2 separate regions of the Mus musculus genome follow, and region 2 is linked to region 1. A link is a loop called in an ENCODE intact Hi-C map of the cell type or tissue named here. Cell type or tissue: left cerebral cortex. All regions are shown on one strand.

What was found. Hi-C counts contacts between places; a loop is a spot of excess contacts. Peaks named below come from ENCODE experiments on the same cell type or tissue, not always from the same donor. Only the 100,000 strongest peaks of a DNase experiment are listed, where the experiment ranks them.
Region 2: a loop joins it to region 1, with 2.6 times the contacts of the local background. A loop is called at or near these places in 2 of 42 quality-filtered maps.

Annotation. Positions count from the first base shown.
Region 1 is chr13:103,196,004-103,204,003 of GRCm38, reverse strand. All of the region lies in intron 1 of Mast4 (microtubule associated serine/threonine kinase family member 4), which reads left to right. Among named protein-coding and RNA genes, the nearest start is that of Gm30050, 100 kb to the right of the region's middle. In left cerebral cortex, no CTCF peak of the experiment used is centred here; DNase peaks (open chromatin) are centred at 324, 2,878 and 3,933; H3K27ac peaks cover 1,457 bases.
Region 2 is chr13:103,304,547-103,312,546 of GRCm38, reverse strand. All of the region lies in intron 1 of Mast4 (microtubule associated serine/threonine kinase family member 4), which reads left to right. Among named protein-coding and RNA genes, the nearest start is that of Mast4, 26 kb to the left of the region's middle. In left cerebral cortex, no CTCF peak of the experiment used is centred here; DNase peaks (open chromatin) are centred at 3,711 and 4,048; H3K27ac peaks cover 323 bases.

The sequences.
Region 1 (8,000 bases):
ACAAAGCAGAATAAATGCTCTTATTCACTGAACTCATCTCCTCCCCCCCCCCCGCCCCCCCCAACTCCCTCCTCCAGCAAACCCTTGCTACTTTTTAATCATTGCATACTTCAGTCAGGGCCTTTAAGAGAAAATAATACAATTTACTGTGCTTTATGGAGCTGACTTCTTAGACGAACTCCTCCCCTATTTCCTTTTAATGGAAATGTTTTAGAAAGAACATTTGGTAGTGGTGAAACTTAAAGTATGCAAATACACCCCAGAGCAGTCACATTCCTACACCCTAACCCTGTTGCCAGTGCATGGCTTGGTTATTTCTGGGCATGGTGGGAGGAAAGGAAACAGAGATTTGGGAAGTTTCACTCAAAGATATAACTTATACAAATTGGCACTTCTGGCAGTTATTTTGTTTCCTAGTAGATACAGAGCTAGCAGATGCAGAGCCCACCCCTCCCCCCTGGGGGCTGGGGCTTGGTAAATAACAGGTTAAGAGTAACTTTCTAACTGGTAGAGGGGACACTCCACCCTCCCACCCCACCCTCTTCATTCTTGTCCCTTTTGTGAGTTTGTAGCAATGTTGGATTCTTGATACTTTGGGTACAAGTTTTGATTCTAAAATATACCAACAAGGTGTGGTGTGCAGAAGCAGGGTTTTGTGGGGTGGTCCAGGAGAACCGCAGTTTCAAGTGGGTGCTCTGGAACTTCTCTGGGTATCCCTTGCCTTACCTAGGTAGGGGGAGAGTGTGTTTGTGCGTTATGAAATGTAGACACCCCCCCACACACACACACACACAGTGTGCAAATGGTAACGGAGGCAGGACGTGTAGCTAACACGCCTTTTCAAGCTCTTTTGAGTAGGTACTTGCTAGTAGTTGTGAGTGAGTGTTAGATCCCACCGTCTCTTCAGAGGTCTCTTTCCTTTCTGTTCGTGGATATTATAAAATTTGGGCCCTGAGTTGTCCACCTAACAGTAGCCTTTTCTTACTGGAATATTGTGTTTTAGAGAAATGCCAATTTCTTTTTATAATAGTTTTCTGATTATATGGTTTCTTTGTTTTTATAGTTCTAATTTTTTTGCCAGTTTGGCTCGAAGGACAACAGGATCTAATTTTTAATTATAATGCCTGTATAAATCCTTTGTTTGCTCACAGGAAACTTTAAAAAGGGTGTGGCGTTTATTTTTCAGTCACGAGTATAATTTGCAAATTTGCGTTTTAGGAGAAATTACTTATGGACACGTGTGAGATTTCGTTTTAAACGTCAAGAGCATATGCATATTTTATCATTCTCCTTACAGTCTTAATTTGATTTTTAAATGGTTATACATATTTGATGTGTTCATGGCTTATTGTTAAGCAAAACCTTCCTTCCTCCTCAGAATTAGGATGCTCGGTTGCTCTTCTGTTTTAACTGTCTTTGGAGTTTATGGTCCTAGCATCAACAAGAATAAATGCTGAGAAACATAGATATTCAAAGCTTGGGATGTCTATGCTCTCGTGCCAATTTTTTTTCAAAAGACTTATTTAATTTAGAATTTTCTTAGGGGGGGCAGCTAGAGTAGAGAACAGCAGGATACAGGTCATATGAAGGGGAAATGGGAACAAATGGTGAGGGGACTTTAATTAGGGAGGAAGGAAGGAGTTCAGTACAGAAGCAGAGGGAGGGACTAGGGACAAAGTACACCAATGATGTCTGATAAAGCCTGGAGGGGTCATATTGTCTTATGTTTACCTAAAATTATACAAATTATCCATGCTCGCTTGCTCGTGCTCTCTCTCTCTCCCTCTCTTTCTCTCTTCTCTCTCTCTCTCTCCCCCTCCCTCTGTCTGTCTCTCTCTGTCTCTGTCTCTGTCTCTGTCTCTCTCTCTCTCTCTCTCATTTGTGTGTATGTGTGTGTGTGTGTGTGTGTGTGTGTGTGTGTCTGTGTGTAGCTTTTATGCCTCTTGGGCTGACAGTGCTCTCTACAAGAGCCATAAACTAACAAAACCTTGGCACCAGGTGTGAGGATCCTCTGAGTTGTTGGTCAAGGTAGTCCAAGTGGCTCCCAAAACAGTAGACTGTTGTTGTTGCTCTTGGTTGTCCTCACAGGGTGAAGGTAAGTCTCCATTGGTACCTCGCACTCTAGACACAGGACTCAGACAATTCTAACTGCATCTCATGTGAAAGTCTGGTCTCCCTCCTGAAGTCTAACTTTGACAGTAACAGAAAGCACTGTGTAAGTTGCCCAGGTCAGGAAGCATCAATAGTCTTATCTAACCGTGATGCTTATGAACTATAATGACCAGCACAGCAAGATCTCTCTCTCTCTCTAAAGGTGGAACAGTGACACTCACATCTTGGCAGTTGCCAACAGATGACTAATTGGACTTAAGACCTACTCGACAGAAGGGTATCATGACTGGTACTTGAATCCTAGCCAGCTTCCTGGGGGCTAGTAAGGTCATAGGCTGCCCTAATGTGTCTGTGAGAGATGTTGACATTCCTACCATTTGGTGTGCCCGTCAAAGGGTCAGAAAGGTCAGGATAGAGCTGGGATGCTACAAGGCAACGGGGGGGGGGGGGGTGTCAAGTGGCTTTTAGCCTTTAGTAAAGAAACAAAGTGTGTGTGTGTGTGTGTGTGTGTGTGTGTATGCTCAATTGCATTTTATACTTGCTATGAAGCAATTTCATATAGCAGTATTTAACTACTAGTTGCATGCTGATACTCTCCATTTTATTCTGTTTCAATTTCCTTTCCATACTAACGCTGACTCACCAAATCCTTTCCACACTGTGGAAAACTCATGGAAAGCTTTTTTGTTGCACTCCGGTGGGTGAGCTGTCTCCTCGCCCTGGAATTTGTTTGTGGTCAGTCACTAGACACTGTCCAGTCAGTGGGAGAGAGAAGGGCAGTACACAATAATGCCATTTCCAGGTACAGTGCATGCTAGACATTTTTATCGGAGGAAATATCGTGCTGATTGGTGCGAGCCAACTGATTTCTACATAATACAGTGAAATACGCATCCCAAACAACTGCCTAGAGACCATCTCTGCCAAGAGGTGGTTAGTTGTGCTGGAAATAGGTTTGTCTTCTAGAAGAGAGTCCTGCTTTTCCGTTCCCTTCCCTCCCCTCCCCTCCCCTCTCCTCTCCTTCCTTTCCTTTCCTTTACATTCTCTGTCTGTCTTTCCTCTTCTCTCATACATTATATCCCAACTGTTGTTTCCCCTCCTTTCTCTCCTTCCAATCCACCCCCACCTTGCCCCCACACACTACCCCTCTCTCTGAAATCCACTCCTCCTCCTCTCCTTTCAGAATACAGCAGGCCTCCCGGGGAATATCAACCAAACATGGCATATTTTTTTTCTTCTATGTATTCCTTTGTTTACTAAACTACCAGCCCCAACCCCTGAATGAGCTTTGATGTCTTGAGCCTGCAATAAATTATCCCAACTGGTGGCTTTCTGGTGTGGCCTGAGATGTCACCAACTTGTGTTAAGATTTTATTTCTCATGTGAGTGCTCTTTTTATTGTTATCTGTGGGAGTCTGCATGACCAAATATTGCCTGTAGCTTTGGTGTTTGCCTGTGGGGCCTAGTTGGGATCAGGATGAAAACCATTGCTGGTTTTCTTCAAGTAAATGACTGAGTTGTTTTCACCTCCAAAGCAGGCTCTGATGCCATCTGTTTAGTTTGGTTGTTTTACTGAGGGATTAAATGATATCATGCTACAAAGTATAACGTCTTGGTGCCTACAATTATTTTCTTTGTGTGGCAGAATTACTAACACCAGGTCTCTCTGTCTGTTTTATTTAGCCCTTGGAGAGGTGGAGACTTTCTGAGTCTCAGATATAGGAGGAACTAAAATTAAAGTTCCTTTCTTAGTGTGTGCTGGAATTTTTAACAGAGTAGAAATTTCCATGAATTCTCGAGCTGCCTTTGAGTTGAAGAGGAAAGATGTTTAAAGTACATCCAAGTTGAGACAGTTCTGTGGGTGGCTTCTGAGGGACATCAGTTTTCTGCAGGAACACATGAATTTGCTTACAGTGAACAACTGCTCAGCAATGCTGGCTTTGTGCCCCTTCCATGAAAGTTTAAGTATAAAATCTTGACTCTTTTAGCTTTTCTTGCTATTGTTTTCCTGGTGGGTTTTCAGTGCATTTCTGATGACAAGGTTCAATGTTATGAATGCAAAATGGTTTTTTTGAATGATGGAAAAATCTTGACTGTAAGGGACTGATTCCTTTAGTACAGTGGTCGTTAGAAGGTAGCTTAATGAAGTCATTAGTAGATGTGTGTGACACGAGGCACAAACAAAGGCTGTTCCCATCAGGAATCTCATTGAGATGCATTTTCCTGTTCCCTCCCATGTAAAATGAAGGAGACAAGATAATGCAGCATTATTTTTCCTTTGGAAGAACATGCGAAATTCTCCCTAGTGAAACCTATGATGTCTTTTTTTTTTTCCCTCTCCAGTACAGTCCAGTAAGTGGTAAATAAAACGTTCTGAAGAAATAACACCTAAACAACAGTCCCTTCTATTTGGATTCAATGGAAAGCAAAAGCTGATTCTTGATCCCCCTTGTGCCTTAGAGGAGAACATCACTTGTTTGGAAGAATTTTACTGTTTTGTAAGCACGATACCCTAGTTTCAAGGGAAGTTAACTGAATAAAAAAAAAATCATAATATTTAGCCATTTTTTGTGGGGGTGAGGGAGAGGGAGAGAGGTGGAATGGCATTTAATTTGATCCATTTAAAAGGAAGGATAGGGTAAGTATATGTTTTATTCCAGTGAGCACAATGATTGTACAATTAGGGGTATTTAGATATGGATTTTGCACTGTAGTCAGAAGGAATCCTATGGCTTTTATTGATGCTGGGCTTTGAAGTGGGGCTCTCTGATAAACGGTGGGCTGTTAGAAGTCAGGTGCTTTGGGTGTGCACAGGAGCTTGGGCGTGTGTAGTGTGGACATTTGAATAACAAATGAGTATTTGAAGAGACTTCACCAGGCGAAACGAAAGACGTGATGGTGTTGATTAGCTCCATTTCTTAAAATTCTATATATTTAAACAGTTTGGTACGCGCGTCCCTTCCATTGCCCCGCATGCCCAAGTGTTTGGTGTGATGGTCACATTCTTCTTTTCATAATGGAATGTATATTAACTATGCAGCCCTTTCACAGAGCAGTGTTTTAATCATTCTCTATTGATTTATACATCACATCAATGTTGCATATTGAAGGCCTCTTATTCTGTGTCTGTGCCTTACCCAGGCTCTCATTCTGTCTACCTGACTTGCATAATGTTCCGGGGCTCCCTTAATTCTCTTCACCCCCATGGGAAGCAGTCATGATTAGGAAACCACAAAAGGTCAGGCACACTGTTGCCTTCTCTACGCTTTCTGGGGCACAAAGAAGAAATTAATGGGCTTAGAGAAATATTGTCATTGTCCGTAACTGATAATAGGTATCAGAAGTAAGTTAAAATTAATAAATGCTGAGTTTTGAGCTTTGGCGTGAATCTGAATGATTTATCGCTGGCTGGGGATGCCAAGAGAGTGTTTTGCATTAGCTGAAGGAGTAGGGCAATGATGAGAGGAATCTGTCAATCAGGGCCTGGATTTCCTGCAAGAAGATCACTGTAGGCAGGGCTCTGAGCAGCCTCCTGAACAGTGGTTGTTCTTTGAACCTAGGGCTGTTGGTACAAGCTGGCCAAAGCAAATGGGAATATTTAATTTTTTTCTTTTGTCTTAATGTTAATTTGAGTGAGAGGAAGTGAAGATACGGTTGGTGGGCATGAAGGATGCTTACATGGACTGGAATAAATAATCCAAACCCCCTCCCCCTTCCCCAACTTAGAATCTCATTTGGGCTGAAAGACCAGAGCTAGGTTTTACATAGGAAGAAAGTCTGCTTACTTCATTCTTATTCATGGTCCAATCCCCAAATCTCCTCCCTGAAGAGATGTATTCTTCCCAGCAAATTAAAACATCTTTTTTTTTAGAGGCCCAAATGATGATGGTGTCAACTATTGATGAAGATGAATAGGTAATTTTTTTCTCCATTTATATATTCCTTCTCCCCCTACTGTTCAGGATAGGGTTTTGTTCACTTAAACCAAGATCCAATATTTCATTTACTCTCCTCTCTGCAGGTTGTGTGCATTGTGCAAATCTCTTGGCTAGGTAATGGAGGAAAATGTTTGAAAATGTGATAGCTTATTATAAGGACATTTGACATCAGCATATTTGCTGATGACGGATTGCCGATTGCTAGTAATTTAAAGGGATTCTGCACAGTAGTTAAGGTACAATATTTTCCTCACATTAATCAGCTCAGATCAGGATAGCCTACATTACAATTTCTTTCAAACCTCTGGAAAATATAGACATCAGAAGCCGATCATACGATCTATAAAGTGATTGAATATATACTGTGGTTTTATTTCTACTTAATCCAACTATCATAAGAGAAGAGGCAGGCTGATAACATGCTATTTTCCTTTATGGACTTACTTATAAGCACCCAGAGAGAGAAAAAAGAGTATTGTGGAGCAAATTGTAAGGAATGAAAACTAAATTGGAATGAAATGGGATTGTTGACTAAAACTTACATTGATTATAGAGACAGTTATAAAATTCTAATCTAAGTTGGTTTTGGAATTTGTTGTCTAATCTGTCACTAGCTACACATATAATCTCTTACATGCATTTGTTTAGTGTGACTGCCTGTGCATGTGTTCATGTGTGTGCATACACATATCATAATGCACTCCTGGAGATCAGAGAACAACTTACATGGTGTCAATTGTGTCCACCACATGGGACACAATTCAGGGATGGAATTATAGTTGTTAGGCTTAGTGACAAGAGTCCTTACCCACTGAGCCATCCTTCTAACCCCATGATTATTTAAAATAAGCACTCACTGTTGTGTGTGCCTGTGATTCAAGCATTTGGAAGGCTGAGGCAGGAGGATTCCTTCAAGACCAGTGAGAACAAGAAATCTGACTCAATGAAACAAAGCAAGCACTAACCGTTGTCTGGAAAATATTGGAGCTTTGGGTTATAGAAACCACTGTGGATGGACCACAGATGAGTGGTGGCCGAGGGAAGGATGTTTGACCTCAAATGAGAGCCACAGTCACATGCACAAACATGATCCCTATGTTTTGTCAGGACATGCTATGACGGAGTAGCATTGGGTGCTGCTTAACAGTATCCAACCTTCAGAACAGGTGTTATCTGTGGGTGTTGCTGGGGCACATCTGTCAGACAGGAGCACACGGAGCAAAGTATTCTGTTACATGTCATGATAGCTTAATTGTGTCACCTTCCCCGGGATGTTCCTTGATCTCCACTGAAGAGCATCTAATGCTATTGGCAGCTTATCAACTTTCCTTGTCTTTACTTACTGGTTAGGTTGCATGGGAGGGAGGGAGGGAGGGATGGGCTGACCATGTGGTCCACATTCTGCTCTCACTGCCCTCTGGTGTTTAACTTTGTATTTAAACCCAAGGTGACTTCACTGCAGCTCTGCTAGACTGGAAACATCTGTCTTCCTCCAGCTGATACTCTTGAATCGATTCCTCTTCCTTAAAATCTATGCCCTCTCTTTGCCTGTATGCTCATTTCCCTGACCATTCCGTATTCGCAGACGGGCTGCTTCTGCCCTGGTGTCTCTTCTGCTCTTCCCACCTAGAGCAGCTACCTTTAGTGAACCTTTACTGACACCTGTAATCCCAACATGGAAGCAGGAGTTCAAGGCTTGTTTAGGATACATAATGAGTCTCTGTCTCAAAACAAAAAAACATTATCACCAACAAAACCTCTGAATAATCAAAACGTAAAAGCAATAACAAAATTATATCTCTGCTCCTCAAATCCAAGTCATCTCTGCTCCCTCAGTTAAGGTCCTCATAAGGAACAGGGCTTTGTTCTGTTCCACTGTGGGCCCTGTGCAGGCAGACACGAAGGCAGCTCACTTCCTTAGCAGCTGCTCTCCCACATCCTGACCCTCAG
Region 2 (8,000 bases), 110 kb before region 1:
ACTAGGAAGACAGTGTCATTGGGGGCTTATTGTACAAGCATGGCATCTACAGCATGACCTTCTAGAGATTATACCACAAGTCTTTGTGTTTTCTCAGCTAATTCTGGTCTCCCAGAGCACACTGTGACATTTGGTCTTACTGTGGCTTCTATTCATGAGTATATGGGTAGGTCTTACCTCCACTACAAAATTACATCCTGAAGTATTTATTGAGACAAGTTGAAAGAACCCCAACTGTAGAGTGACCTGAAAGTTTGTGGCTCTTTAGTTTCCACTCTGCCCTTTAAAGTAGCTATGTTTTTTCGGTTCAGTCAACAAAAATATGTTTCCAACTAACGTTACATTTGTTAATAGACTATATTGTCATAGGGACACTCTTAAGTACTAGCCTGTTACACCATGGCAGTACTATAACCCTGGTAGAAGACAGTATAGACAGTGAGGATATTGGTGAATTATCTGATTGAGATTAGCAGCCAGGATCAATACAACTCAGTACTAGAAATATAAATGGTCCCATTTTACAAAGAGCAAAGGATCTGAACAGAACCCCCAAAAGAAGTAAATGAGATGCCCAGTATCTCCAGTCAACAGGCAAAATCAAATCAAATTTATGAAACAAGGAAATATAACAGGTAGAGGTGTTGGCAAAGATGTGGAGATAGGGAGGCCTCATACATTATTAGTGGGACTAGAGCTTAGCGAAACCAGTATAGAAAAGAGCACCATTGCTAAAAATGTTAAAAGGACACCTACCATATGATCAGTAATACTGCTTCTGGAGGGTGTGTGTGTGTGTGTGTGTGTGTGTACATCTACAAACATGGACACACACATATATACACACATATACACATACAAAGGAGGCAAAATTAGACTCATGGAGAGATCACTGCTTCCTGTGTTGATTATGTAATAACATCATACATAGGAAATAGGATATGCAAACAATCTAAATGTTGTTCAGCAGATGATGGGGTAGAGAGAAGTGTGTATTCAGATAATGGGATAACATCTTCAAGATTAACAAAGGAAATCCTATTTGTGGCAACATGGGCAGAGCCAGAGCACAGTTTGCTCAGCAAAGTGAGACATGGAAAAACTGTCATCTCATGGATGTATGGAATCCAAACCAGATGATTATCAGGAGGTAGGGGAGAGGGATATTGGTTAAAGGGTCTCAAATTTGAGTTATGCATGATGGATAAGTTCAGAAGATACAGTGACAGCCGACTGAGAATTTACAGTACTGTACTGTGTGGTTGAAATCTGCTAATTTACGCCTTCAATCTCTCCTCACACACAAATGGAGACACTGTGGAGCCGACAGTGATATATTGATTAGCTAAACTTGGTGACCATTTTAGTGTGCATGTGTAAACTCCAAGTGGTGCAGCTGTTAAATGTATATAAATTTAGGTTGTCAGTAACATCTCAGTAAACTTGTTTAAAAATCATGGATTCTGCTGTCATTGTATGTATAGATAACATGTAAAATTCCTCCCAGTGAGCAATTTAAGATCGTCCGGTCTGTTATAATGTTCTGTAAAGTATATACAAACACATCACCAGGATGTGTCCTGAAAGTATTGCCAAATGTATGATGGTCTGTGGGAAATAATGTAAGTATAAAATCATATACATAATTTGTTTCTAGTAGGACTAATGCTTTGGAGAGTTGGATACATGCTGAAAATGCTATGCCACAATGTATAAAATCCTCACAAGGTGTGTTGGGATAGAGATTTCAATTAGATAGTAAAATTGTGAAGAAGGAAATTGCATAAATGAGTATGGACGCCATTGAGGACTCCTCGAGCTATAATTAGCATAAACATCTCTCAGATGTTCATATGTCAAAAGTGTGGCATCTAGAATGGCATTATTTAGTTTTTGGTATCTTTAGGAGTTGGAGCCTTGAGAAAGGTCCGTATTTCTTTGGGGGTGTATGCTCAAGGAGGACTATGGGATTCCAGCCCTTCTCTCTGTTTCCTAGATCATGAGATAAGCAGTTTGTCTTCCTATGTATTTGCACCATGACGATCAGAGGAGAAGCCCAAAGCAATAGTGTGACCTTGGACTGGACATGTCAGAAATCTGAGACATAATGACTCTTTCCACTTAACTACCTCTGGTTTTCCATTATAATCACCTGAAGTTGATACTGAGACTACAGAGACAAATGTCGGGAGTGGACTGTGTCAGAACATAGAGGAGCAAAGCTTTTTCAGTTACAGAGTTAGGAATATACTTGGTGAGTATCAAAGGAGACCACATTGAATGTTCAAGATTTATGGTCTGGTAGAAGCCAAGCAAAGACTGACTTTTGAGAATGGAGAAAATGATGTTCAACTTGCTCAGAACTACTTAAAGGTCGGTCAACTTTGTATATGGTGTGTGACAGCTGTCCAGAGTCTTAAATGTAAGACTCAAAAGTATACAACTCCAAAAGAAAATATGCAGAAAAGCTTCTCGCCTGTAGTCACATTTTCTGTAGAAAATGACACCAGAAGCACAAGCAAGAAAAGCAGAAATAGTCGAGGGGGATTATATCAGACTAAATATTCAAGAGAGCAAGGACAAGTCTTCACTGAGGCGGAGGTCATGTGAGTGATATTAGATAGTGTAGAAGAAAAATGTTTGTGAAGAGGATGTTTAAGACAATGCCTATGAATAGTTGACATTACAGTTGGGCATCTGTGAGGTTTATATTGATATTTTTTCTTTGGTCTTTACCATTTCTCATTATGATTTTGGTATTAAAAAAATCAACCACTTTCTGTAGTAAAAGTCAGGGCTTTTAATAAAGCCAAACCAAAGGACAACGATAAGCTTCCCAAATTTACACTGGCCTTTCCCAGTTGAGCTCTATGGCTTGGGGTGTTGCTTATTTGCTGTGGTGCTGGTGTGTTGAGAGGGTGTTGGGACAGATTTTATACATATGTTTCAGTTCCTTTGGATACAGTACCATTGATGTATCCAATCTTTTAAAGCTATGAAATTAGAAGTCTTTTTTAGTGCACCCTAGGTGAAAGAGGGAATTATTGCCAATCTATTTTGCCAAAATTACAAGTTGATTATGCACAGTAATTTTACTTGACATGTTAGAATTGAATTTCCTCCTGCAGATCCTAGAAGCGATCTCTACGCATAGGTAGATGATAAAGCCGACAGAGCAAGGGACTAGAGCAAAGGGAACACTTTTAAGTAGAGTAGAAAAGAAAACGCTGCCGAGATTAGTCTTAAGAGTATTGAACAGTTCTATATACTTGCTTGAAGAGGACCACACATGGTTCTGCATTTCAGAGCCTTGGAAGAGCCTAGGGAAGTTTCTGTTGCTGGGACATAGTATCTAATGTAAGAGGAAGTTTTATTTTTGGCTTTACAGTTGTAGATTTGAGTCCATGGTCCATTGGGTCTGTTACTTTTGGGGTCATGTCTTGGCAGACCATCACGGCATGGAACAGGTAGTGGAGCAGAGTGGTTCACCTGTTGGCAGGCAGGAGGCAGAGACAGGATGCTTGAGCTGGTAGCTCCCTCCGCCATCCCTTATTGCACCTCAGCCTGCAATGTACAAAATAGCACTGCCTCCACATAGGGTATGATTTTCTTTCTTGGTTAATCCCCTCTGGAAGATATCCTCACAGACACAGCTAGAGGTGTGCTGTACCAGTCTCCCAGCTGCTTCTCAATACTGTCAACTTGACAAGATGAATAGTCATAGGCGCCAAAGGGGAGAAACTGGGTTTTTGTGTGATTCAGTGTTTTGAAGCCAGAGAGAAGCTATTGCTTGGGAGAAGCTTCTCTTGTTATTGAAGACTGAGAAATTTTTCCACACAGACCACCTGAGTATTAGCACAGAAATGTCCCAATTGCTTTGAGATCCCATCTCACCCGAGTCAGAATGACTGTCATCAAGAGTGGAAATGACAACAAATTCAGGCAAGGATATAGAGAAGGAAGATACTCACTGCTGGTGGGAATGTAAACTTGGAAAGTCAGAGTGGAGGTTCCTCAAAAATGTAAAAATAGAACTACCAGATGGCCCAGCTCTAGTCCTGTTGGATATGTACCCAGAGCATCCAAAGTCAACGTTCCACAGAGATCCCTGCACAGCCATAGTTGCTGTTGCTTTATTCTCAGCAGTCAGGGAATGGGAGCAGCATAGATGGCATCAGGAGGTGAATGAGTCTTGATGAAGAAAATACGGTACACAGCCATAATAAAATTCTATATCGATATTTAAATTTTTGTCGATATAGAATTGAATTTTATAGAGACATTTAAAAAGAATGAAATCATGACTTCTGCAGGAAAGTAGATCAAACCTGAAACCATCCTGTTAAACAAAATAAGCCCTGGTCTAGAAAGACAATGGCATCATGTTTTCTCTTATACATAGAATCTGAATCTAAAATTGTCTATGCTTGGGTATTAATATATGTGCATTTATAGATCATGAGATTGAAAAAGGTTGGAAAGTGGAACACATGCGATGAGAAGGCAGAGAGGGGGAGGCTAGGAAGGAAGGAAAGCAGCCCTGTGTGAGGGGCACAGGGCAGGATGGGTGGAGGTGGTACAGGAGCAATGAAAACGCAGTCTAATGACACATTATGAAGATTCATTACTTTGTGTACTAACTTAAACAACCCACTAGAGGATAATGAAGAATGTCCTTAGTGAAAGTCCCTATCGCATCTTCCACAGTTACATGGAAAGCCTTGCATCCAAGGGTCATGATCAAAATACAGATGTATTAGATACGTGATCGGTGCTACCGTTTTGGAGAGAATACCTACATGGTAGTTTTGGCAGGTTGGCCAGGTGCAGCCTCAACCCTTTAGGAATTTAAGAGGCCTGGTAGCGTTTTTGTGTCCAAGTGGCTAATTCTCAATACCAAGAAGGGGTAACAAGAGAGAACTTAGCTGTGTTCACTGTGTTCCTTTTATATGAGACAGAGATTCTCAACTTGTGGGTCATGATACCTCGGGGGCATCAAACTACCCATTCACAGGGGTCACCTAAGACCACCAGAAAACACAGCTATTTACATTATAGCTCTTAACAGTAGCAAAATTACAGTTATGAAGTAACACCAAAAATCATGTTATGATTAGGGGGTCATCACAACATGAGGAACGTAATCAAAAGGTTGGAGCATTAGGAAGGCTGAGACCCACTGACATAAAAGGAAACGTACACGGTATATGTCACTGTGAGCAAGGAAGAGCTGTTCTCAATTATAGCTTCAACACTGATGTCTTCACTGGAAACCCGAGAAGGGGTGGAGTGAGCTTGTTTCCCTTCCCATCCTGGTATAGCTGGCCCTACTCTTCATCTTACTTGGGCAAGCATCAAATGGAGCCCTGACCTACCTTCTCTGTTCCCAGCTGTCTGACTATGTTCACCTCAGCAAATTACTGAGAACATCTATCTCATAGTTAGTTATGGACTGTGTCTACCTGAGTCCATCCACGTCTTTGTGGAAGAACCTTCATTAAAGCTTCACCATGTTCTTCAGCCTACGGAGCGTCATCCATCTGCTGCCTCCCATTTGGGTCTTTGGTATAACTCAGTGTTTTCTGGAACATATTGAGTTGGTGTCAGACCATGAATTTGTTCATTGCCTCCGGCTGTTGAGAACTGTTCTAAAAATGACTGGGATATCTAGGCTAATATTAAAACAACTTAGGAAAAGTTTAACAGTTTTAATAATCTACGAAGACTGCCTAGGAGTAGATAGTGTTCATGTTTGAATAGAAATACATCTTTATCTCGAAACTTTGAAATATTGAACTTAGTTATTCTCTTGTAAGAAGCAAAGAGTAGAGAGGGCTTTAGGATGGGGTAGAGGCTTCAACACACATTTAAAAACACATTAGAGGGCAGGTGAGATGGCTCAATGGGTAAGAGCACCCGACTGCTCTTCCGAAGGTCAGGAGTTCAAATCCCAGCAACCACATGGTGGCTCACATCCATCCATAACAAGATCTGACACCCTCTTCTGGAGTGTCTGAAGACAGCTACAGTGTACTTACATATAATAAATAAATATTAAAAAAAACACATTAGGCTTAATCTTTAGCAGTGAGCAAGGGGTACATCAGAGTAGTAGCTTTCAGCCTTGGTTATATATTAAAGTCATTTGAGAATTTCAGGGAAAAGGAAACATTACTACTGACATAACCAAAAATAGGACCTAACTCCAGACTAAGTAAATGTGATTTCTGTGTTACTTTGCCCTCCTTGGCAACATGCTGATCTTAACAGGGTTGGGAATGGCTGCTCAAGAATGTGAACAAACCAGCCATCAGGATGCAGGGAGGCCAGACCCTATCCATAATCATCTGTAAAGGGTTGCAAAGAGCATTTTAAGCTTGATCACACGTTCTGTCCAGTAGCAAACGAGGAGGAGACCCGTGATGGGCATCTTACAATGGGGAATGGCATCTTGACTGAAGTTTGTCTCTGCTTTGGCTTTCAAGCTCTGTTGTAATAAGCAGAATGAGACAGCTGTCAGAGGAATTCAAAAAAGCGATAAAACAAATTTACAAGCTCTTTAGAGCACACACGGAAATTTAAATTTCGTTTGTTAATTATGTGATTTTTCTCCAAAGGTTCTTTAAGATTCTACCTGGAAAGTCTCATTGGTTTTTGTCGTCACGATGTGTGTAATTAAACACGGACTGCCTGGAGCTGAGCGAAGACGATTCTAATACCAGTTTTCTCATAAACCAGAGTTTATTGCAGTGGAGAATATCAGAACTTAAAGGTGAAGTTTTGATGGTGTTTCTGAGGTCAGGAGTAGTATGTGAAGCCTTGCTGCCAGGGCCTTCAGTGAGAAGCATTCTGGAATTTAGAGCTTTCATACAGTGTCGGTATGTTTTGATCTCTCATCTTGAATATCTTCTTCATTGACTTCCCAAGAGTATAAGACGCCTGTATAAAAGAGAGAAGGGCCAGTGGGTTCATGATGGCAGTGAGCTGTGGGCGAAAAGAAGCCATTTATTTAGTGCCTTTTTTGTGCTTGGTGATGCGGTAGGGCTTGTGTTGATGGTGCCCTCGCTAGTAACATGCCTACAAATAGATTTGGATGCAAAGCCATTAGTGACTATCATGCATTATGGACCTAAGAACAGAAGTTTGTTCCATATGTAACTGGACAATAGCAAGATCCATATGCCGTGTTAACTTAATGCATGGGCCCTTCCTATACCTCACAGTGAGACTCTAGTTAATCTTTGATAAAACCCTGTAAGGACATTTTTCTTGGTGTTTTTCATGCCTACCCTGAATGATTTTTTCACTTCCCCAGTCTACAGATGAGGAAACTCAACTAGGAGCATGTAAGTAGTTTGTCAAGGGATGTTTGGCTAACAAAAGTAGATCCAGGATGGAATAACATGCAGGAAGCAAGACTCCTCAGCTCTCACAGGCTGTACTTTGTTGCCTAGAGGGGTGCTCACAAGTCTTTATTGGCTATTCGATTCTGGGTGGTCAGTATCAGTGATGGCTTACTAAAAACATTTTCATTTGTAAAATTTTCTTCTTTGCATTATTTTCTTGGATAAATATCCAGGAGAGATTGCGGGCGTCATGGGTTCTAATTGCTTAAAATTTACAGTTTGAAGTCCTAGCCCTTTGGTGTCTCAGCATGTAACCTTACATGCTGGAGAGGAGAGAGTTGTTGCTAATGTAATTTAATTAAGATGAGCTCATGCTGGTGTAGGGCACAGCTCCGGTCTGATGGGAAAGTGTCTGTGTAAGAAGCAGGAATTTGAACCCACACAATGCACACAGCTTTCCTGACTCCCAGCAAGTGCTGTGAAGCTGCTTGGTACAAAGGATGTCATGTCAGCTCTCAGATAGATGCCTGGAGAAAGCTCTCGAAAGCAGAATCCCAGGTCAAAGTGTCAGAAAGTCAGTGTGACTCGGGGTTAATCAGGAACTGAGAGACGCTAGCTGGCTGGTTCTTCCTGTGTCGATACAAGGCTAGGGAG